Regions from separate parts of the Homo sapiens genome. Here region 2 is linked to region 1. A link is an interaction called in ENCODE POLR2A ChIA-PET data of the cell type or tissue named here. Cell type or tissue: OCI-LY7. All regions are shown on one strand. Links, peaks and the distances in the headings refer to the core of each region. The heading gives the core; the rest is flanking DNA. Region 1 overlaps BTK (Bruton tyrosine kinase). Region 2 has its middle 22 kb from the start of TIMM8A.

Region 1 (9,458 bases), core at 4,459-9,458:
GGGCGTAGTGGTGGATGCCTGTAATCCCAGCTACTCGGGAGGCTGAGGCAGGAGAATCGCTTGAACCCAGGAGGCGGAGGTTGCAGTGAGCCGAGATTGTGCCATTATACTCCAGTCGGGGCAACAAGAGCGAAACTCCGTCTCAAAAAACAAAATCAAAAACAACAACAAAAAAACACTAAGTAAGTAACGAAAAAACCACCAGCCCTCCATTCAAGTTTAATTAGTGGTAGGGATTTTTCCTCTGGTGGGGGGGTGGGGGTGGGAATGTGTCTATTTTTTAAGTAAACTCCTTATGCTTTTGGTGGCACCGTGGAAGCAGAATGAATAAAGCCAGCAGTTTTTTTCTACTTTTTAAGCAGATTATTGCTCACACTAGGAAAGCAAGGGAGTGAATTTTATCAAAGCCTGGGGGCTATCCACACTGTTATTTTGCTCTTTCCTGTGGTGTAGGAGGTTCTATTCTCATGCTGGGGAGACGAAAATACGTCAAAGGAACACCAGGGGTGTTCTGGAAGATCGCTTTGCCACTTATCTACCATGTGTATGCCACTATCTTCTGGAGGTGGATTAATTCAATATTTTGTAAATTAGATTTTGAGAAAAATTGGGCAAGAGTGCAAACCTTTCCCTCCACCCTGCCACACACCCTGACTCCCTGGTTTAAATGGTCTCTCACTGGAGTGACAAATTGATGAGTTTACAATCAGCCCTTCCCAACACTCAGTTTTAGCTCTAAACTCAAAGAGGTTCATTTTAACATTACAATTATGCATTTACTCAGGAGTAGTGGTAACCAAATAATACTACTCTATTCTCAGGAACTACCAACTCATTGAGAGCCCTGTAATCATACCACAATTATTCTTGTGGCAAATTATAATTAAGTACCTCTTCACAATCAAAGACTCAAATTACAGGATAAAAAATAAAACCCTAAATAAATTGAGTACTGTGACCAGTAAATGGGGTCAGAAGCATCCCAACAAACCATGTCTGGTGTACTTCTCTTAGCCGAATAAATCGCAGGCAACATTTTATCTTTAGTTTTGTTGCAGGCTCTTGGTGGATACATTCCCTGCTTAGACCCACCATCTGTTTCATTCTTGTCCCCTGCTCTTACTTCCTATAAGACAGGTCCTTCTGGAAGCTGCCTCTACTCTTTCTCTGTTTTAGAACAAATCCAGTTTGTACAAGAGGAAGTCTTCCTCTCTCTCAAGTATCTGTGTTTGGGCAGGGTTTAGTGCTGCTCTGACTATGAGGAAGTAAGCAAGTCTCTCACTAGCCATCGCCCCTCTGAGCAAAAGGTGAAATGGCCTCCACCTCTAGATCATTGAGCTAGAGGTCTACCAGAATTGCCATGATTTGGTACCACCTTCTTTGACTGCTTTTCTCCTGTTTCTTATGATCCAGTCCAGACTCACACAGCCTGAAAATGTGGTAGCTCTTCCTTAGGTGCCACTGGTCCATCACTCAATAATGTGAAAGGAAAGGGATCCATTTTTGAGTCCTCCAGAAGGTTGGTGTGTAACACACAGCTCTGAGTTAAAAAGTAGTTAGAGGGTAAAGCTTCTGTGGGTACTTATTGTGAAAGGCCCCATTTTTTTTTTTTTTTTTTGAGACGGAATCTTGCTTTGTTGCCCAGGCTGGAGTGCAGTGGCACGATCTTGGCTCACTGCAACCTCCATCTCCTGGGTTCAAGCAATTCTCCTGCCTCGGCCTCCCAAGTAGCCGGGATTACAGGCGTGTGCCACCACACCTGGCTAATTTTTGTATTTTTAGTAGAGGTGGGGTTTCCCCATGTTGGCCAGGCTGGTCTTGAACTCCTGACCTCAGGTGACCTGCCTACCTTGGCCTCCCAAAGTGCTGGAATTACAGGTATGAGCCACCGTGCCTGGCCAGTAAAGGCCCCAATTTTTTTAAAACAATTTCAGTAGCCTACAGAGTCGGTTTGACCACAAAATATGCACAATGATGGCTAACCCTGAGCTCCACTCAGGGTGAAGGGTGGAAATGGAAGTGACTTGAATGTCTCAAACATACAGACACACACACACACACACACACACACACACACACACCACTGTTGTTTATAGAAAGAAAGAAATGGGGGAGGAGAAAAAATAGACACAGAGCTCTTCATTTAAAATATGGAGTTCCAGTGTTACAATGTCCCCTTTATTAAATTATAAATGCAAAGATTTTTACAGGGCCACCTTTTGCAGCCTCCCAGCTCCCTATGGAGCAACAGAATTCAGAAAGACGAAGCTTATTAACAAGAGTGCAGCCATCATACAAACTGCAGTATGCCAAGGAATTAATAGAAATAGCACTTGCAGAATCAGTAAACTAAACCATCTTGGGCTCTTATCTTCGCTCATAAGATAAAATACTATTAAGAATAATAAGTCCAGGCGCAGTGGCTCATGCCCGTAATCCCAGCACTTTGGGAGGCTGAGGCTGGCGGATCACTTGAGGTCAGGAGTTAGAGACCAGCCTGGCCAACATGGTGAAATCCCGTCTCTATTAAAATACAAAAAATTAGCCGGGCGTGGTGACAGGCGCCTGTAGTCCCAGCAACTCAGGAGGCTGAGGCAGGAGAATCGCTTGAACTCGGGAGGCGGAGGTTGCAGTGAGCCAAGATCGTGACACTGCACTCCAGCCTGGAGTCTCAAAAAAAAAATAAAAAATAAAAATAAAAAAAAAAAAGAAGAAGAATACCAGAGCAAAATTCAGAAAACTACACAGCCAGCCTATGATTGGGAAGAGTCTATGAGATATGATTTAAAATAAAATAACCAGTCAACTGTACTTCAAATGACTACTTAGCCAAAATATCCAAGAAGTAGTGTTTTCTCTTGATTTCTCCTTGAAAGCACTACTCAATTGGCTAGGAAGATTCTGGCCATTCCCTGTCTTTCCTTAGGGGGATGGAATGGAACTTCTGTTCCTTTCAGTGACTTCTACCTGACAGGCATTTTACAGGCATTATTTCATTTATTCCTCACAACAAACAGATGAGGAAACTGACACAGAGGTTATGTGACTTGTCCAACCTCATCCATCTGTAGCTCTTGGTATATCATCTATAGCCCTTGCTTTTTTTGTGGTGTTTCACTGCCTACCGGAGGGATTTTTGTTCGTTTATTTGTTTTTTGGTCTTTGATGAGGTTGATGCCATCTGCCTTGGGGCCCCTGTCATTCTCCATGGCTATCATCAAAGAGCAGTTGTGACAAACTCCTCTCCATTTTCTAGGAATGTTCAGCAAGAGAGGAAATGGTGGTAAATACAGGAGATAAGAGAGTATTCAAGATCCTAAGCTCTTTCCTCTGCAATATTCCTCCAGGCTGGTAAGGATGATCTGTCTCTGGTAACTGTCAACTATACTTTTTTTGCACTTGAGGACTCTTCTTAGTCTTGCCAGGTTTTCTTACATTTTCCCTCTTTAAATCATTCCCAAGGAGATTCTGTCTAACTAGTGAATTTCTAGAGTCACTTGTTGTTTCCTTTCCTGGATGTTTCATTGTTGATGGAATGAAAGCACAGTGTTTAGGTGGAACATCCACCCTTCTCTGTCCCTAGGGTTCTTATTGCTTACTGTGAATATAAAACTTTGATCAAATATACCTTCTATTTTTTTGAGACAGGGTCTCACTCTGTCACCCAGGATGGAGTGCAGTAGCAAGATCACCACTCACTGCAGCCTCCACCTCCTGGGCTCAAGCGATCCTCCTGCCTCAGCCTCTCAAGTAGCTGGGACTACAGGTGTGCACTACCACACCCAGCTAATTTTTAATTTTTTTGTAGAGACACGGGTCTCACTTTGTTGCCTAGGCTAGTCTCAAACTCCTGGATGCAAGTGATCTTCTTGTCTCAGCCTTCCAAAGTGTGGGGATTACAGGCATGAGCTGCTGCACCTGGCCTCAAATATACTTTGTTTTATATTATGAAATATTTCAAATAGAAAGTACAGGGACTATAACATTACAATCTTGGACTCACCGCTTAGCTCTACAAAATCCTAAAATTGTGCCATATTGCCTCACGTGTTAAGAAGTGAGATACAATCTATATAATCAAGACCCCTTTATGTACTCCAAAATCTTAGTCTTCTCCCTCCATAGAGATTACCAATATCTTGAGTTTGGTGTTTATCATTCCTAGGTATGTTTTCATATTATTATTACAGATGTAAGTATCTATAAAAGATATATAGTATTGGTTTACATGTTTAAAATTTACATATGGCCAGGTGCGGTAACTCAGGCCTGTAATCCCAGCACTTTGGGAGGCTGAGGCGGGTGGATGACAAGGTCAGGAGTTTGAGAGCAGCCAGCCTGACCAACATGGAGAAACCCTGTCTCTACTAAAAATACAAAAACTAGCTGGGCCAACGCTACTCTCCCAGCTACTCAGGAGGCTGAGGCGGGAGAATCCCTTGAACCCGGGAGGCAGAGGTTGCAGTGAGCCGAGATCTTGCCATTGCACTCCAGCCTGGGCAACAAGAGTGAAACTCGGTCGCGAAAAAAAAAAAAAAAAAAAAAGAAAATTTATATATATATATATGGTACACATTCTCCAGCAACTTGCTTTTTTCCCCTCAATATAATATGTTAGGATTTATTTATCTGGCTAGTTCTACTTCATATGTTTTAATTCATTTTTATATGCATAAAATATTCTATATGATGAATACATTCCAATATATTTATTCATTCTCCTGTTGATGGACATTTAGGTTGTTTGCTTTCAGTGATAAACAATGCTGCTGTGAACATTATTTTGATTTTTTGATCTCAGAATGAATTCTCAGTTACTTAGACAAACTGGCAAACCTAGGTCCAGCTTATCTTTTGGACTATGCAATTTGCATCATTCCTTCTTGCCTTTTCAGTCCTGTCTTCCTGATGCTTCACTATGAAATGTGGTAGAATTATCAACTATCTCTAGTGGGAGGTTAAATTTGGCCTACGGAAAATCTCTTCCCAGTCCCAAGAAGCATCCTTCACGTTCTAACTGAGATTTCAATTGAGAATTCCTTGGCCTTGGGACCAGAAGAGAACGTGTTAAGAACTGAAATACTATCTATATAATCAAGACCCCTTTATGTACTCCAAAATCTTAGTCTTCTCCCTCCTTAGAGATTACCAATATCTTGAATTTGGTGTTTATCATTCCTAGGTACGTTTTCATATTATCATTACAGATGTAAATATCTATAAAAGATATACAGTATTGGTTTACATGTTTAAAATTTACATATGGCCACGTGTGGTAGCTCATGCCTGTAATCCCAGCACTTTGGGAGGCTGAGGCGGCTGGATGGCAAGGTCAGGAGTTTGAGAGCAGCCAGCCTGACCAACATGGAGAAACCCTGTCTCTACTAAAAATACAAAAATTAGCCTGGCGTGGTGGCGCGCACCTGTAATCCCAGTTACTCAGGAGGCTGAGGCAGGAGAATTGCTTGAACCCAGGAGGCGGAGGTTGCAGTGAGCCGAGATCGTGCCACTGCACTCCAGCCTGGGTGACAGAGTCAGACTCCGTCTCAAAAAAAAAAAAAAAGAAAAAAGAAAAAAAAATCATACCCACAGCAACAAAGCAACCTTTAATCTTGTTAAATTCCCAAGATGCTTTTGTTCGGGCCCCAGTGAAACCCAATTATTTTATGATAAGCTTCATAGTCAAGGCTACAGGGGACCAAATTTGTGATGAAGGCATCAAGCCAAACTCAATTTTCGAAAGCTGCATGCTGACCAGGGAAACTCTCCTGCTGTAGTCATTTACAGGAGGCCTTAGGGCTCTCTGGTTCTTCCACAGCAGTTCATGTTTTATTTATTTATTTATTTATTTATTTATTTTTGAGACAGAGTCTCGCTCTGTCATCCAGGCTTCGGTACAGTAGCGCAATCTTGGCTCACTGCAATCGCTACCTCCCAGTTTCAAGCAATTCTCTTGCCTCAGCCTCCTGAGTAGCTTGGACTACAGCCGCACACCATGACACCTGCCTCGGCCTCCCAAAATGCTGGGATTACAGGCTTGAGCCACCGCGCCTGGCCTTATGTTTTTAGCATTTTACATTTTTCTTCTGTGGTTTTGGAAACTTCTAGGTCTCTGTGATTCATCATCTCTTTTTGTCTTGCATTAGCGACAATATATTCTGGCCAACTGATGATGGAAGGAGAGCCAGAGAGCCAATCTGCAAGTTTATAGTCAGTGCCAGATCAGATCAGTGGTAATACTTTCAATATTCTCCCTCTGCTCTGAGGGTGACTGCTGGGGTGTCTGTCTTTCACTCTGGACTTGTGTGCCCTTTTGGCCTTCTTTTTCAACCTAGTTTTTGTTTTCCTTGGCTTAAACATTTTATTTATTTTTTCCATCGATATCAAAATAACACACGCAGCTGGGTGCAGTGGGGTGCACCTGTAGTCCCAGCTACTCAGGAGGCTGATATTGGAGGATTGCTTGAGCCCAAGAGTTCAAGGTCAGCCTGAGAAACATAGGGAGACCCCCATCTCAAAATAAAACAAAATATAGTAAAATAAAACATGCTTATTGTAGAAAATATGTCAAGTACAGGGATATAAAAAAGAAAAAATCATTCATAAACTCATCCAGAGGCATTAATATATCGGCATATTCCTTCCATTTTTTTCTGTGTGTGTTTCTTATAATATTTGAGATCATATTGCACATTCAGTTAATTTACCTATTTTTCGTAACATCTATGTATGTATGTATGCATGTATGTATGTATCTATCCATCCATCCATCCGTTCAAGGTACCTTTTTCCAAAAAAAGATCTAATGTTCTTATTTAACATTATTCCTAATTATTTTCCCATGTTATTAGGATCTCTATACAAGCATCATTTCCAGAGTCAAAAAAGTATGTGCATTTTGCATTTTGATACATACTGCCAAAATAGTTTCCAGAAACATTGTCCCAATTTCAGTTCCAAATAGTTTTAGAGAGCCCCCTTTCTCATTATCCTTATCTCTTTTCTGGTCCATTTCTAATCATTTTTAAAACTCTGGTTTTACTGCAGACAAATCTTTTTTTTTTTTCATTGAGTCAATGATCTTAAACTCCAGTATATTCCAACTTCCAGCTTGTCTAAAACTTAACTTCTCTTGACTCTAGAATTTCCTTCTTCTAGGGTGAGCTAACAGACTACAGTTTGTTTTCAGTTCAGGGAGGTAGGGCAGTGAGAGGAGCTTCTCCTTGAGATTCAAATAACCAATATAATCCTAAAGACATCTTGTGAGAACTTTCTAAGAGCGGAGAGAAGAGCCTGGTATTAAAGCTTCTGGGTTTCCAATGCTCTCAGATTGCCCTCAGCCACTGCACATGAATCTCCATAGAAACTGAAAGTCACACGTGGCCCAATTGTTTCAGGGTCCTCAGAGGAGTTCTCCCTCCTCCTTCCCCTCCCCAGATGGCTTCATGCATAACCAAGTAGCTTTGGAGTCAAATATGTCAAGGCCTCTTTTCTAGCTTCTTGCTGAGCACTGTGTCACTGAAAATTCTAGTTCTTCCTTATTTTCAGTAGTTAGCAATCAGATCTCAGCAATCAGATCATTGTGGGTGTAGAAGGGGGTATCTGATAACTCTTTGGAGAACGCCCAAACTTTGGTTTTCGAAAGCTGTATCTTCCCTTTATACCTAAGTCACTTCCTGATATGGGTCTAGTCCACTGAAAGGAAACTCTATAGGAAATTTGCTCAAATGGAAATAGCAAATCATAGTGATAATTTAAAATTGCACCAATCCCCCATAACTGGATGGAAAGTTACATTAGTTCGCACCATAAGGAGTTTACAAAGAATTCCAGGGTGGGTGCGGTGGCTCACGCCTGTAATCCTAGCACTTTGGGAGGCCCAAGCAGGCAGATCACCTGAGGTTGGGAGTTCGAGACCAGCCTGACCAACATGGAGAAACCCCGTCTCTACTAGAAATACAAAATTAGCTGGGCGTGGTGGCACATGCCTGTAATCCCAGCTACTTGGGAGGCTGAGGCAGGAGAATTGTTTGAACCCGGGAGGCGGAGGTTGCGGTGAGCTGAGATCCCGAGATCGTGCCATTGCACTCCAGCCTGGGCAGCAAGAGTGAAACTCCGTGTCAAAAAAAAAAAAAAAAAATTCCAAACAAAAATATCAATAGCCATACGCAATGGAAATTTGGACTTCAACACAAGCAAGCAGTTTAAATAGTTTGAATATAAAAGGAGTCAGAATAGACAGGACAAGCCCTAAGGGACACTGTTTGGGTATAATGCTTTAGGTTGCCATGAGTATTTGCATTTTGTGGCTTATTTGGAAAGTGACATTATTTTATCAAATAACTGAGGCTCCAGAGAGGCTGGAGTCTGGGCAACTTATCCAAGGATGTCTTGATTGGGGTCACCAATCACTTTTATTCTAAATGTCATATTATTTGCTCTAGGTAGGCCCTCTGGGGGACATTGGCAGGTCTGAGGCAGAGTAAAAATTATAGCAAATACTGAGATCCAGCACTTACTATTGCCAGGCCCTGTTTTAAAAGCTTTACATGTATTTGCACATTTACTGCTCACAACCACCTTATGGGGAAGGTGCTAGGCAGGCAGGGAGGAGGAAATGGAAAGGGAAAGGAAAAGGGAAAAGAGCGGGGGAAGAAAGGAGCAAGAAAAAGTCAATGCAATTCGGCAATTATTTGTTAAGTGCTAACTGTATGTCAGGGTCTGGTAATCAACAGAACAGAGGAGGGTATAATGAAGAGGGGATATAGGTAGAGAAAAGAGGATGAGTGGGAAGAGGAGGAGGTTGGAGAGGAGGAAAGGAAAGGAGAAATAATGAAGACAAGAGAAAAGCAAGCCATGCACATGGAGGGCAATGGTAAGAGGAGAAACCTTTGCCACAACCTCAAGGGTTGGCCGCACTGTCTGGGCTGAGGCAGAGGCTGCTTTCTCCTGGCCCAGTCTTTTACCCATTGTTACCACGAGGTTGGCACAGCTTCCACACAGTCCTTTAATAAGCCAGCTCTGACCCTGGCGACATTTGGCCTGGTACAGCTCAAGGCAGGTAGCCTACACCCTGGCCTAGCCAGGCCTTTCCCTAGCTCACAAAGGTCAACTTCATAACGTGGAGCGTGAGCTTTTACCATGTTCTCAGAGAATCTGCCTCTTAGTATTTCTTTTTCTAAAGGCTTCATTGACCCATGTATCCCTATTGAGTCTTCAAGCACTATTTGACAGAAGGGCTTGTTTTTATCTGACTGCTCCCTGCAATATTACTTTTCCACTAAGTTTGCCAGAGGTACCCCTTTCTAACATTTGCTACCTGTTCGGATGGTCACCTCATGTCACATTTTTCTCTTCCTGTTCCGCCCACCCTCAGCCCTTGTCGGAAAGGACCCTTTCGGCCTCTCTAATCACCAGAAGGGACTGCCAGGGCCTTGTGCTGATGACACTCCCACCCT
Region 2 (12,653 bases), core at 4,648-9,647, 56 kb before region 1:
TTGAATTCAGTTTGCTAGTATTTTGTTCAGGATGTTTGCATCCATATTCATCAAAGAAATTGGCTTGTAGTTTTCTTTTTTTTTTTATGTGTTTTGTCTAATTTTGGTATCAAGGTTAATACTAGCCTTGTAGAATGAGACTGGAAGTATTCCCTTCTCCTCTTCTTTTGGAATGGTTTGAGTAGAACTGGTATTACTTCTTCTTTTAATGTTTGGTAGAAGTCGTTAATGAAGCCATTAGGTCCTGGGCTTTTCTTTGCTGGGAGACTTTTTATTATGCCGTCGATCTCATTACTTGTTATTCGTCTGTTCAGGTTTTGGATTTCTTCCTGGTTCAATCCTTGTAGATTATATATGTCTAGAAATGTATCCATTTCTTCTAGATTTTCCAATTTATTGGCTCATAGTAGCCACTAATGATCCTTTGAGTTTCTGCAGTATCAGTTGTAATATCCCTTTTCATCTCTGATTTTATTTATTTGGGTCTTCTTTGGTTTTTACCCTCATTGTTCTGGCTAAGGGTTTGTCAATTTTGTTTATTTTTAAAAAACCAACTTTTCCTTTCATTGATCTTTTGTATTGTTTTCTTCATTTTTATTTTATTTCTGCTCTGATCTATATTATTCATTTTCTTCTAGTAACTTTGGATTTTGTTTGCTCTTAGTTCTCTAGTTCTATAAGATTCATGGTTAGATTATTTATTTGAAGTTTTTCTTCTTTTTTGATGTAGGTGCTTATAGCTATAAACTTCCCTCTCACTACTGCTTTTGCTGTATCCCATAGGTTTTGGTATGTTGTGTTTCCATTATCATTTGTTTCAAGACATTTTTCAATTTTCTTTTTAATTTCTTCATTGACCCACTTGTCATTCAGGAGCATACTGTTTAATTTCCATGTGTTTGTATAGTTTCTAAAATCCCTCTCGTTATTGATTTCTAGTTTTATTCCACTGTGGTCAGAGAAGATGCTTGATGCTATTTCAATGTTTAAAAATGTTTTAAGACTTGCTTTGTGACCTAACATATGGTTGTCCTTGAGAAAGATCCATGTGCTAGGAGAAGAATGTGTATTTTGCAGCTGTTGGATGAAACGTTCTGTAAATATCTATTAGATTCACTTTTTCTATAGTGCAGATTAAGTCTGACATTTCTTTGTTGATTTTTCTGTCTGGAAAATCTGTCCAATGCTGAAAATGGGATATTGAAGACATGATTGTGCCACTGCACTCTAGCCTGGGCAACATCACAAGATCCCATCTCTAAGAAAAAAAAAAAAGAAGAAGAAAATGTGGTATATATACACAATGGGATACTATTCAGCTATAAAAAAGAATGAAATCATGTCATTTGTAGCAACATAAATGGAACTAGCTAGATGTCATTATATTAAATAAGCCAGGCACAGAAAGACAAATACTACATATTCTCACTCATATGTTGGAAACGAAAAAAGTTGACCTCATAGAAATAGAGAAGAGAATCATAGACACCAGAGGCTGGAAAGGGTGTGTGGGTGGGAGGGGGGTGATAAAAAAAGGTTGGTTAATGGATCCAGTCATACAGTTAGAAGAAATACGTTCTAATGTTCCATAACAGAGTAGGGTCACTAGAGTTAGCAACAATATATTGTATATTTCAAAGTAGCTAGAAGAGAGTATTTGAAACGTTACCAACATGTAGAAATGACATGCCAGGCACAGTGGCTCACGCCCGTAATCCCAGCACTTTGGGAGGCCAAGGCAGGTGGATCACGAGGTCAGGAGATCCAGACCAGCCTGGCCAGCATGGTGAAACTCGGTCTTCACTAAAAATACAAAAAATTGGCCAGGCATGGTGGCGCGCGCCTGTAGTCCCAGCTACTCGGGAGGCTGAGGCAGGAGAATCGCTTGAATCTGGCAAGCAGAGGTTGCAGTGAGCCAAGAGTGCGCCGCTGCACTCCAGCCTGGGCGACAGAGTGAGACTCCATCTCAAAAAATAAAAAAAATAAAAAATAAAAAACTCAACTTTGCTCTCATACACTGCCAGTGAGTATGTAAATGGTTTTAACCTTTCTGAAAAGCAGTTTGCTAACATATATTAAGACCCTTAAAATGTCATACTTTCTTTACTTAGTAAGTCCACTTCAGAGTAACTCCCCTAAAAGGGTTTATCTGAAGTGCACACAATATTTTATGGGCAAAGATGAGCTTTACCAGGTTATTTGTCATAGGAAATAAATGGAAAGGATCTAAATGTGCAACATTTGAGGAATATTGTGGTGAACTTTATGATTTGTACATACTATGAAGCCTTTAAAATGATATGGAAGAGGCTGGGCGCGGTGGCTCACACTTGTAATCCCAGCACTTTAGGAGGCCGAGGCAGGCGGATCATGAGGTCAGGAGTTCGAGACCAGCCTGACCAACATGGTGAAACCCCATCTCTACTAAAAAAATACAAAAATTAGCTGGGTGTGGTGGCACATGCCTGTAATCCCAGCTACTCGGGAGGCTGAGGCAGGAGAATTGCTTGATCCCGAGAGGCGGAGGTTGTAGTGAGCCGAGATCGTGCCACTGCACTCCAGCCTGGATGACAGAGAGAGACTCCGTCTCTAAATAAATAAATAAAATAAAATAAAATAAAATAAAATAAAATAAAATAAAATAAAATGATATGGAAGAACAGTGTAGCACAACAATCGAAAGCATAGGTTTTGGGGATAGATCTGAATTCAAGTCAAAGCTCCATCACTGGCCATATGATTTTGGGCAAATCACCTAAGAGTCTTCCTAAGCCCCACTTTTCTCATCTATAAAAATAGGACCAAGAGCAGTTTCTAACCCACTGGTTTTTTTTTTTTTTAAATAGCATTATTCATGTGTTTAGCACAGTGCCCAGCAGATAGCTTAGTAAACAGGAACTCACAAGGCTGGGGGCGCAGTGGCTCACGCCTGTAATCCCAGTACTTTGGGAGGCTGAGGCGGGTGGATCACTTGAGGTCAGGAGTTCGAGACCAGCCTGGCCAACATGGTGAAACCCCATCTCTACTAAAAAGACAAAAATTAGCTGCGTGTGGTGGTGAGCGCCTGTAATCCCAGCTACTGGGGAGGCTGAGACAGGAGAATCGCTTGAACCTGGCAGGCGGAGGTTGCAGTGAGCCGAGATTGCACCATTGTACTCCAGCCTGGGCGACGAAAGCGAAACTCTGTCTCAAAAAAAAAAAAAAAAAAAAGTAAATGGTAACTCACAATAACCCCAGGATGTAGGTTTTTACTACTGAGGACATGGAATCAGAGAGAGGATGAGTCACTTGTGCAATGCCACATGGCTAGTAAGTGGTGAACTGGGACTCAAACACAGAAAGTTTGATTTCAAAACCCATACTCCTGACAACAACACTAAAATGTTAGTTGTCATTTACACTGTTATTGCAGCTATTGCTGCTGCTTAATAACATAGGAAAATGCTTATGGTAAAATGTTGAGCAAAAAAAAAAAGAATACAAGTTTTTATGTATAGGATTATTCTGATTTTGTTTTGAATTTTTGTATTGTGCATATACATGCATCGATAAAACACTGGAAGAAAATATACCAATATATTAAAATGATTATCTCTTGGGTACAGTGTTTAGAACAATCCTGGCACATAGAAAATGTTAAGTATTATCTCCAGGATCATTCGTTTTGATGTTCTAAAGATTCAATAAAATGGTCTAAATGTGAATTTAGTTGTATTTATCTTGCTCAGGACTCATAGTTTCTGAATTTGAGAATTCACATTTTTATTATTTTTTTAATTTTAATTTTTTTTTTTTCTTGAGACAGAGTTGCAGTCTGTCACCCAGGCTGGAGTGCAGTGGCGTGATCTCAGCTCACTGCAACCTCTGCCGCCCGGGTTCAAGCAATTCTCCTGCCTCAGCCTCCCGAGTAGCTGGGATTACAGGTGCCTGCCACCACACCTGGCTCATTTTTTTGTATTTTTAGTAGAGACAGGGTTTCACCATCTTGGCCAGGCTGGTCTTGAACTGCTGACCTGGTGATCCACCTGCCTCGGCCTCCCAAAGTGCTGGGATTACAGGCGTGAGCCACTGCGCCTGGCCCGAGAATTCACATTTTTAAATAATCAGTTCTAGAATACCCTCAGTCATTACTTCTTTGAATATTACTTTTAAAATTTGTCCTGCATGTTTCTTTACCTCTTTTCATATTTTTTATTTCTTAATCTCTCTGTGTTGCATTCTATATATCTATTTTTCCAGTTACCACTTTTCTCTTTAATTGTGCCCAATCTGTGGTTTAACATGTCCATTGAGTTCTTAAATTTAAAACTTTTTTTCATGTCTAGAGTTCTTTTTCAATACTACCTGGCCTTTTAAAACTAGTGTACTGGAGTGGAATAATAGACATTGTAGACCCAGAAAGGTGGGAGGTGCAAGAGGTGTAAGGGATAAAAAATTACCTAATGGGTCAGGCACAGTGGCTCACGCCTGTAATCCCAGCACTTTGGGAGGCCAAGGCGGGTGGATCACCTGAGTTCAGCAGTTTGAGACCAGCCTGGCCAACATGATGAAACCCTGTCTCTACTAAAAATACGAAAAATTAGCTGGGCTTGGTGGCACACGCCTGTAATACCAGCTACTCGTGAGGCTGAGACAGGAGAATCGCTTGAACCCAAGAGGCAGAGATTGCAGTGAGCCAAGATGGCGCCACTGCACTCCAGCCTGGGCACCAAGAGCGAAACTCTGTCTCAAAAAAAAAAAAAAATTACCTAATGGGTTCTACGTATATGATTTGAGTGATGGTTACACTTTAAAGCCCAAACTTCACCACTACACAATATATCCATGTAACAAAGCTGCATTTGTATCCTCAAATCTGTAAAAATAAAATAATGTCTTGTTCTTTTCTTACATTTTCAATTATATCTTTAATCATTTTAAGCAATTTTATAGTGTGTATTAGATTGCATATTTCGGGGTCTAATTCTATGTGTTGTGTCTTCAGACATTTGATTATGGTGTGGTGTTTTTTCATGTGTTTTGTAATTTTTTATTTTAAATTGTGTTCAGTGCAGCTTTACTTGTGGGGATCTTGTGAGGGATATGTCTCTCTAGAGCTGTTTTATGTTGCTTCTGCTTGGTAGGAATAACAATAGTTATACTCTTAAGTGCGTATACACTTTGTACTCATTTTTTAGTGTGGAGGGTTCCTGGACAGTGTAGGAGTTATAAATTTTGAATCCCAAACCCATGTGAAAGCAGGCCTCAGAGGGAGACCCTGTTTTCTACCTTCTTACAGCCCAGGTTGTCTTCCTATACTAGTGAATGAATTTTTGTCTAGTTCAACCTTATTGAAGGTGTTGTCCTTTGAAACTCCCAACTTCCTACAGGTGTTTCAGTTCCAACCTCCTGCCTTACTTAGGCCCAAGGCTCTGTCTCCTGCCTCTACAGGCCATCAGAACCTAAGCACGTGTGCTTGCTTCAGCAGCACATGTACTGGAATTAGAATGATGCAGAGAAGATTAGCATGGTCCCTGCACAAGGATGATGCACAAATCCGTGAAGTATTCCATATAAAAACAAAGAAGAAGAAGAAGGTGGATCATGGCAGACGGGAGGCAAGACTAGATTGCAGCTCCAACTTCGATGAACAGAGCAGCATGTGGAGGCTCGCATCATGAATTTTTGCTCCAGAACGACTGCAGGAATAAATCAGGAAACCCAAGAGAACCCACAGACCCTCTGAAGGAAGCAGACTGCTCTTGCAGGACCCAGGAGGCACACCAAATACTGTGAGTGCCCAAATTGTGGAAGTGGGAAAGGGAGATCGTCTGCCCCTGAACACATACCCCCACTGGGGAAACTGAAGGCCTAGGTTATGGGAGAAGATTCTGACCTTACCTGGAGCTGAGTCAATTTAGATACTGAGTGAAATACAGGAGTAGAGGAAAGAGCGGGAAAAGCCCTGTGAGCTCACTGGGTCCCCTAGCAAACCATTTCTGCCTGGCCTTACAGGGGTCCTTTGGTAGGGCGGCCAGAGGCACTTGGAAAAGGTCACAGGGAGAAAGAAATCTCCAGCCGAACTTTGTAACAATTTGAACAGAGGCTGGGCGCAGTGGCTCACGCCTGTAATCCTAGCACTTTGGGAGGGTGAGGAGGGTGGATCACCTGACGTCAGGAGTTCGAGACCAGCCTGGCCAACATGGTGAAACCTCGTCTCTACTAAAAATACAAAAATTAGCCAGGCGTGGTGGCGCATGCCTGTAATCCCAGCTACTCGGGAGGTTGAGGCAGGAGAATCACTTGAACCGGGGAAGCGGAGGTTGCAGTGAGCCGAGATCATGCCACTGCACTCCAGCCTGGGCGACTGAGCAAAACTCCGTCTCAAAAACAAACAAACAAACAAACAACAAAAAAACAGTTTGAACTGATCAAGAAGTCTTCTGGCCAGAACTCGGCGGGGGGTGGGGCATGAATCTGGTGTGCAGACTCCACAGGTGGGGGAAGAAGGAAAGCCATACTTGCTTTCACAGCTGGGAGGTGGGTAGCCTGGGGCAAGTTCTCAGCCCTGCTCACTCAGTGCTGTTGGTGGGGTGGGGGTGGGGGTACAGTGGGAGTGAGACCAGCCCTTTGGATTCTGTGGGAGCTGTGTGAGGCCTGTGACTGCTGGCTTTCCCTCACTTTTCTGACAACCTGCACAACACAGTAGAGACATCCATAATCCTTCTAGGATCATAACCCCATTGATCTGGGAGCCTCACCCCCATCCCCCACAGCAGCTGCAGCAAAACCCGCCCAAGGAGACTCTGAGCTCAGACACACCTAGCCCTGCCCCAACCCAGTGGTCCTACCCTACCCACCCTGGTAACTGAAGACAAAGGGCATATACTCTTGGGAGTTCTAGGGCCCCGCCCACCACCTGTTCCTCCCCATACTATCACAGCTGATGCTCTCTGGAAAGCGCCACCTCCCAGCAGGAGGCCAACCAGCACAAAAATAGTGCATTAAACCACCAAAGCTAAGAACCTTAACAGAGTCCATTTCACCCCCTTTCCATCTCCACCAGAACAGGTGCTGGTTTCCACAGCTGAGAGACCCATAGACGGTTCACATCACAGGACTCTGTGCAGACTACCCCCAGTACCAACCTGGAGCCTGGTAGACTTGCTGGGTGGCTAGATCCAGAAAAGCTGTAACAATCACTACAGCCCAGCTCTTAGGGAGCCACATCCACAGGAAAAGGGGGAGAGTATTACATCAAGGGAACATGCCATGGGACAAAAGGATCTGAACAACAGCCTTCAGCCCTGGACCTTCCCTCTGACAGAGCCTACCCAAATGAGAAGGAACCAGAAAACTGACTCTGGTAATATGAAAAAACAAGGTTCCTTAACACCCCCAAAAGATCACACTAGCTCACCAGCAATGGATCCAAACCAAGAAGAAATCCTTGATTTACCTGAAAAAGAATTCGGGAGGTTACTAATTAAGCTACTCAGGGAGGCACCAGAGAAAGGTGAAGCCCAATGTAAGGAAATAAAAAAATTGGCCAGGCACAGTGGCTCACGCCTGTAATCCCAGCACTTTGGGAGGCTGAGGCGGGTGGATCATGAGGTCAGGAGATCCAGACCATCCTGGCTAACACAGTGAAACCTCGTCTCTACTAAAAATACAAAAAAATTAGCCGGGTGTGGTGGCACACACCTTTAGTCCCAGCTACTCGGGAGGCTGAGGCAGGAGAATCGCTTGAACCTGGGAGGCGGAGGTTGCAGTGAGCCAAGATTGCGCCACTGCACTCCAGCCTGGGCGACAGAGTGAGACTCCATCTCAAAAAAAAAAAAAAAAGAGGAAATAAAAAAATGATACAAGAAGTGAAGAGAAGCCCGGGCACGGTGGCTCATGCCTGTAATCCCAGCACTTTGGGAGGCCAAGGCAGGCGGATCACCTGAGGTCAGAAGTTCAAGACCAGCCTGACCAACATGGAGAAACCCCATCTCTACTAAAAATACAAAACTAGCCAGGTGTGTTGGCGCATGCCTGTAGTCCCAGCTACTCAGGAGGCTGAGGCAGGAGAATCGCTTGAACCCGGGAGGCGGAGGTTGCAGTGAGCCGAGATAGCGCCATTGCACTCCAGCCTGGGCAACAAGAGTGAAACTCTATCTCAAAAAAAAAAATAAAAGTGAAGAGAGGAATCTTTAATGAAATAGACAGCATAAGTAAAAAACAATCAAAGCTTCAGGAAACAATGGACACACTTATAGCAATGCAAAATGCTCTGGAAAGTCTCAGCCATAGAATCGAACAAGTAGAAGAAAGAAATTCAGAGCTCAGAGACAAGGTATTCGAATTAACCCAATCCAACAAAGACAAAGAAAAAAGAATAAAAAAATATGAACAAAGCCTCTAAGAAGTGTGGGATTATGTTAAATGACCAAACCTAAGAATAATTGGCGTTCCTGGGGAAGAAGAGAAATCTAAAAGTTTGGAAAACATATTTGGGAGAATTATCGAGGAAAACTTCCCCAGCCTTTCTAGAAACTTAGACATCCAAATACAAGAAGCACAAAGAACATCTGGGAAATTCATTGCCAGAAGATCATCACCTAGGCACATTGTCATCAGCTTATCTAAAGTTAAGATGAAGGAAAGAATCTTAAGAGCTGTGAGACAAAAGTACCAGGTAACCTATAAAGGAAAATCTATCAGATTAACAGCAGATTTATCAGCAGAAATCCTGCAAGCTAGAAGGGACTGAGGCCCTATCTTCAGCCTCCTCGAACAAAACAATTATCAGCTAAGAATCTTTTTTTTTTTTTGAGACGGAGTTTCACTCTTGTTGCCCAGGCTGGAGTGCAATGGCACTATCTTGGCTCATTGCAACCTCAGCCTCCCAGGTTCAAACGATTCTCCTGCTTCAGCCTCCCGAGAAGCTGGGATTACAGGCATACACCACCATGCCCAACTAATTTTGTATTTTTAGTAGAGACGGGGTTTCTCCGTGTTGGTCAGGCTGGTCTCGAACTCCTGACTTCAGGTGATCCACCTGCCTCAGCCTCCCTAAGTGCTGGGATTACAGGCGTGAGCCACTGTGCCCGGCTAAGAATCTTGTATCAAGTGAAACTGAGCTTCACATATGAAGGAAAGATAGGTTTTTTTTTTAGACAGACAAATGCTGAGAGAATTTGCCACTACCAAGCCACCACTACAAGAACTGCTAAAAGGAGCTCTAAATATTGAAACAAATCCTGGAAACACATCAAAACAGAAACTTTTTAAAGCATAAATCTCATAGGACCAATAAAACAAAAATACAGGCTGGGTGCAGTGACTCACACCTGTAATCCTAGCACTTTGGGAGGGTGAGGAGGGTGAATCACGAGGTCAGGAGTTCGAGACCATCCTGGCCAAGATGGTGAAACCCCATCTCTACTAAAAATACAAAAATTAGCTGGGCATGGTGGCACTTGCCTGTAATCCTAGCTACTTGGGAGACTGAGGCAGGAGAATCACTTAAACCTGGGAGGCGGAGGTTGCAGTGAGCCAAGATGCCATTGCACTCCAGCCTGGGCAACAAGAGCGAAACTCTGTCTTAAAAAAAAAAAAAATTAAAAACAAAAAGAAAAAAAAACAAGCTATACAGGCAACAAATAGCATGATGAATGGAATGGTACCTCACATCTCTGTACTAACATTGAATGTAAATGGACTTAATGCTCCACTTAAAAGATACAGAATTGCAGAATGGATAAGAATTCCATTAAAAAAAAAAAAAAGAATTCACCAACCAACTATCTGCTGCCTTCAAGAGACTCACCTAACACGTAAGAACTCACATAAACTTAAGGTAAACAGGTGGAAAAATATATTTCATGCAAATGGACATGAAAAGCGAGCAGGAGCAGCTATTGTTTTTGTTTTTGTTTTTTGAGATGGAGTCTCGCTCTGTCACCCAGGCTGGAGTGCAGTGGTGCAATCTCAGCTCACTGCAACCTCCGCCTCCTGGATTCAAGCTATTCTCCTGCCTCAGCCTCCTGAGTAGCTGGGACTACAGGCACTTGCCACCATGCCTGGCTAATTTTTGTACTTTTAGTAGAGACGGGGTTTCACCATATTGGCCAGGCTGGTCTTGAACTCATGACCTTGTGATCCACCCACCTCAGCCTCCCAAAGTGCTGGGATTACAGGCGTGAGCCACGGTGCCTGGCCAGGAGTAGCTATTCCTATATCAGACAAAACAAACTTTAAAGCAACAGCAACTAAAAAAGACAAAGAGGGACATTATGTAACAGTAAAAGGCCTTGTTCAACAGGCAAATATCACAATCCTAAACATATAAGGACTAACACTGGAACTCCCAAATTTATAAAACAATTACTAATAGACCTAAGAAATGAGATAGACCTCAACACGATAATAGTGGGGGACTTCAATACTCCACTGACAGCACTAGACAGGTCATCAAGACAGAAAGTAAACAAAGAAACAACGGATTTAAACTATACCCTGGAACAAATGGACTTAACAGATACTTACAGAACATTCCATCCAACAACCTCAGAATATATATTCTATTCAACAGTGCATGGAACTTTCTCCAAGACAGACCATATGATAGGCTACAAAGCAAGCCTCAATAAATTTAAGGAAAATGAAATTATATCAAGCACTCTCTCAGACCACAGTGGAATAAAACTGGAAATCAACTGCAAAAGGAAGCTTCAAAACTATGCAAATACATCGAAATTAAATAACCTGTTCCTGAATGATCATTGGCTCAAAAATGAAATCAAGATGGAAATTAAAAAATTCTTCGAACTGAATGACAATAGTGACACAGCCTATCAAAACCTCTGGGATTCAGCAAAGGCGGTGCTAAGAGGAAAGTTCATAGCCCTAAAAGCCTACATCACAAAGTCTGAAAGAGCACAGACAGACAATCTAAGGTCACACCTCAAGGAACTAGAGAAACAAGAACAAACCAAACCCAAACCCAGCAGAAGAAAGGAAATAACCAAGATCAGAGCAGAACTAAATGAAATTGAAACAAACAAACAAAAAAATACAAAAGATAAATGAAACAAAAAGCTGGTTCTTTGAAAAGATAAATAAAATTGATAGAACATTAGCAAGATTAACCAAGAAAAGAAGGGAGAAAATCCAAACAAGCTCAATAAGAAACCAAAGGGAAGATAGTACAACTGACACCACAGAAATACAAAAGATCATTCAAGGCTACTATGAACACCTTACATGCTTAAACTAGAAAATCTAGAAGAGATGGAAAAATTTCTGGGAAGATACAACCCTCCTAGCTTAAATCAGGAAGCATTAGATACTCTGAACAAACCAATAACCAGCAGTGAGACTGATATGGTAATTTAAAAATTACCAAGAAAAGGGCTGGGCGTGGTGGCTCACACCTGTAATCCCAGCACTTTGGGAGGCCGAGGCAGATGGATCACCTGAGGTCAGGAGTTCAAGACCAGCCTGGCCAAACATGGTGAAACCCCATCTCTAGTAAAAATACAAAAACATTAGCTGGGCGTGGTGGCGGGCACCTGTAATCCCAGCTACTTGGGAGGCTGAGGCAGGAGAATTGCTTAAACCCTGGAGGCGGAGGTTGCAGTGAGCTGAGATTGAGCCAGTGCACTCCAGCCTGGGCAAAAAGAGTGAGACTCCATCTCAAAAAACAAAAAAGGGCCAGGCGTGGTGGCTCACGCCTGTAATCCCAGCATATACTTTGAAGACCAAGGCGAGTGGATCACGAGGTCAGGAGTTCAAGACCAGCCTGGCCAATATGGTGAAACCCCGTCTCTACTAAAAATTCAAAAAAATTAGCCAGGTGTGGTGGCACGCGCCTGTAATCCCAGCTACTCAGGAGGCTGAGGCAGGAGAATCTCTTGAACCCAGGAGGCAGAGGTTGCAGTAAGCTGAGATTGCACCACTGCACTCCAGCCTGGGTGACAGAGCGAGCCTCTGTCTCAAAAAAAAAAAAAAAATTAACAACAAAAAACAAAAGTCCAGGACCAAACGGATTCACAGCAGAATTCTACCAGACATTCAAAGAAGAATTGTATTGACACTATTCCACAAGATAGAGGAAGAGGGAACCCTCCCTAAATCATTCTATGAAGCCACTATCATTCTAATACCAAAAGCAGGAAAGCACATAACCAAAAAACAAAACTACAGACCAATATCCCTAATGAACATAGATGCTGAAGTCCTTAACAAAATACAAGTAAGCAAATCCAACAATATATCAAAAAGATAATCCAGGGGCCAGGCATGGTGGCTCACTCCTGTAATTCCCAGCACTTTGGGAGTCCAGGGCTGGCCGATCACCTGAGTTCAGGAGTTCGAGACCAGCCTGACCAACATGGAGAAACCCCATCTCTACCAAAAATACAAAATTAGCTGGGCGTTGTGGCGCATGCCTGTAATCCCAGCTACTCGGGAGGCTGAGGCAGGAGAATTGCTTGAACCCAGGTGGCAGAGGTGGCGGTGAGCCAAGATCGCACCATTGCACTCCAGCCCGGACAACAAGAGCAAAACTGTCTCAAAAAGAAGAAAAAAATAAAGATAATCCACCATGGTCAAGTTGGTTTCATACCAGGGATGCAGGAGTGGTTTAACATATGCAAGTTAATACATGTGATACACCACATAAACAG

What was found. ChIA-PET counts read pairs that join two places held together with the same protein. Peaks named below come from ENCODE experiments on the same cell type or tissue, not always from the same donor. Only the 100,000 strongest peaks of a DNase experiment are listed, where the experiment ranks them.
Region 2: POLR2A ChIA-PET joins it to region 1 with 7 read pairs; 4 of 35 experiments call an interaction of 5 or more read pairs at or near these places.

What each region holds. Positions count from the first base shown.
Region 1 is chrX:101,376,484-101,385,941 of GRCh38, forward strand. All of the region lies in intron 1 of BTK (Bruton tyrosine kinase), which reads right to left. Among named protein-coding and RNA genes, the nearest start is that of BTK, 5.0 kb to the right of the region's middle. RefSeq lists an enhancer at 8,975-9,194. In OCI-LY7, for the core only: no CTCF peak of the experiment used is centred there; DNase peaks (open chromatin) are centred at 7,418 and 9,458; H3K4me3 peaks cover 3,568 bases; H3K27ac peaks cover 3,462 bases.
Region 2 is chrX:101,319,953-101,332,605 of GRCh38, forward strand. It overlaps the pseudogene RNU6-934P. Among named protein-coding and RNA genes, the nearest start is that of TIMM8A, 22 kb to the right of the region's middle. In OCI-LY7, for the core only: no CTCF peak of the experiment used is centred there; a DNase peak (open chromatin) is centred at 6,839; H3K27ac peaks cover 1,407 bases.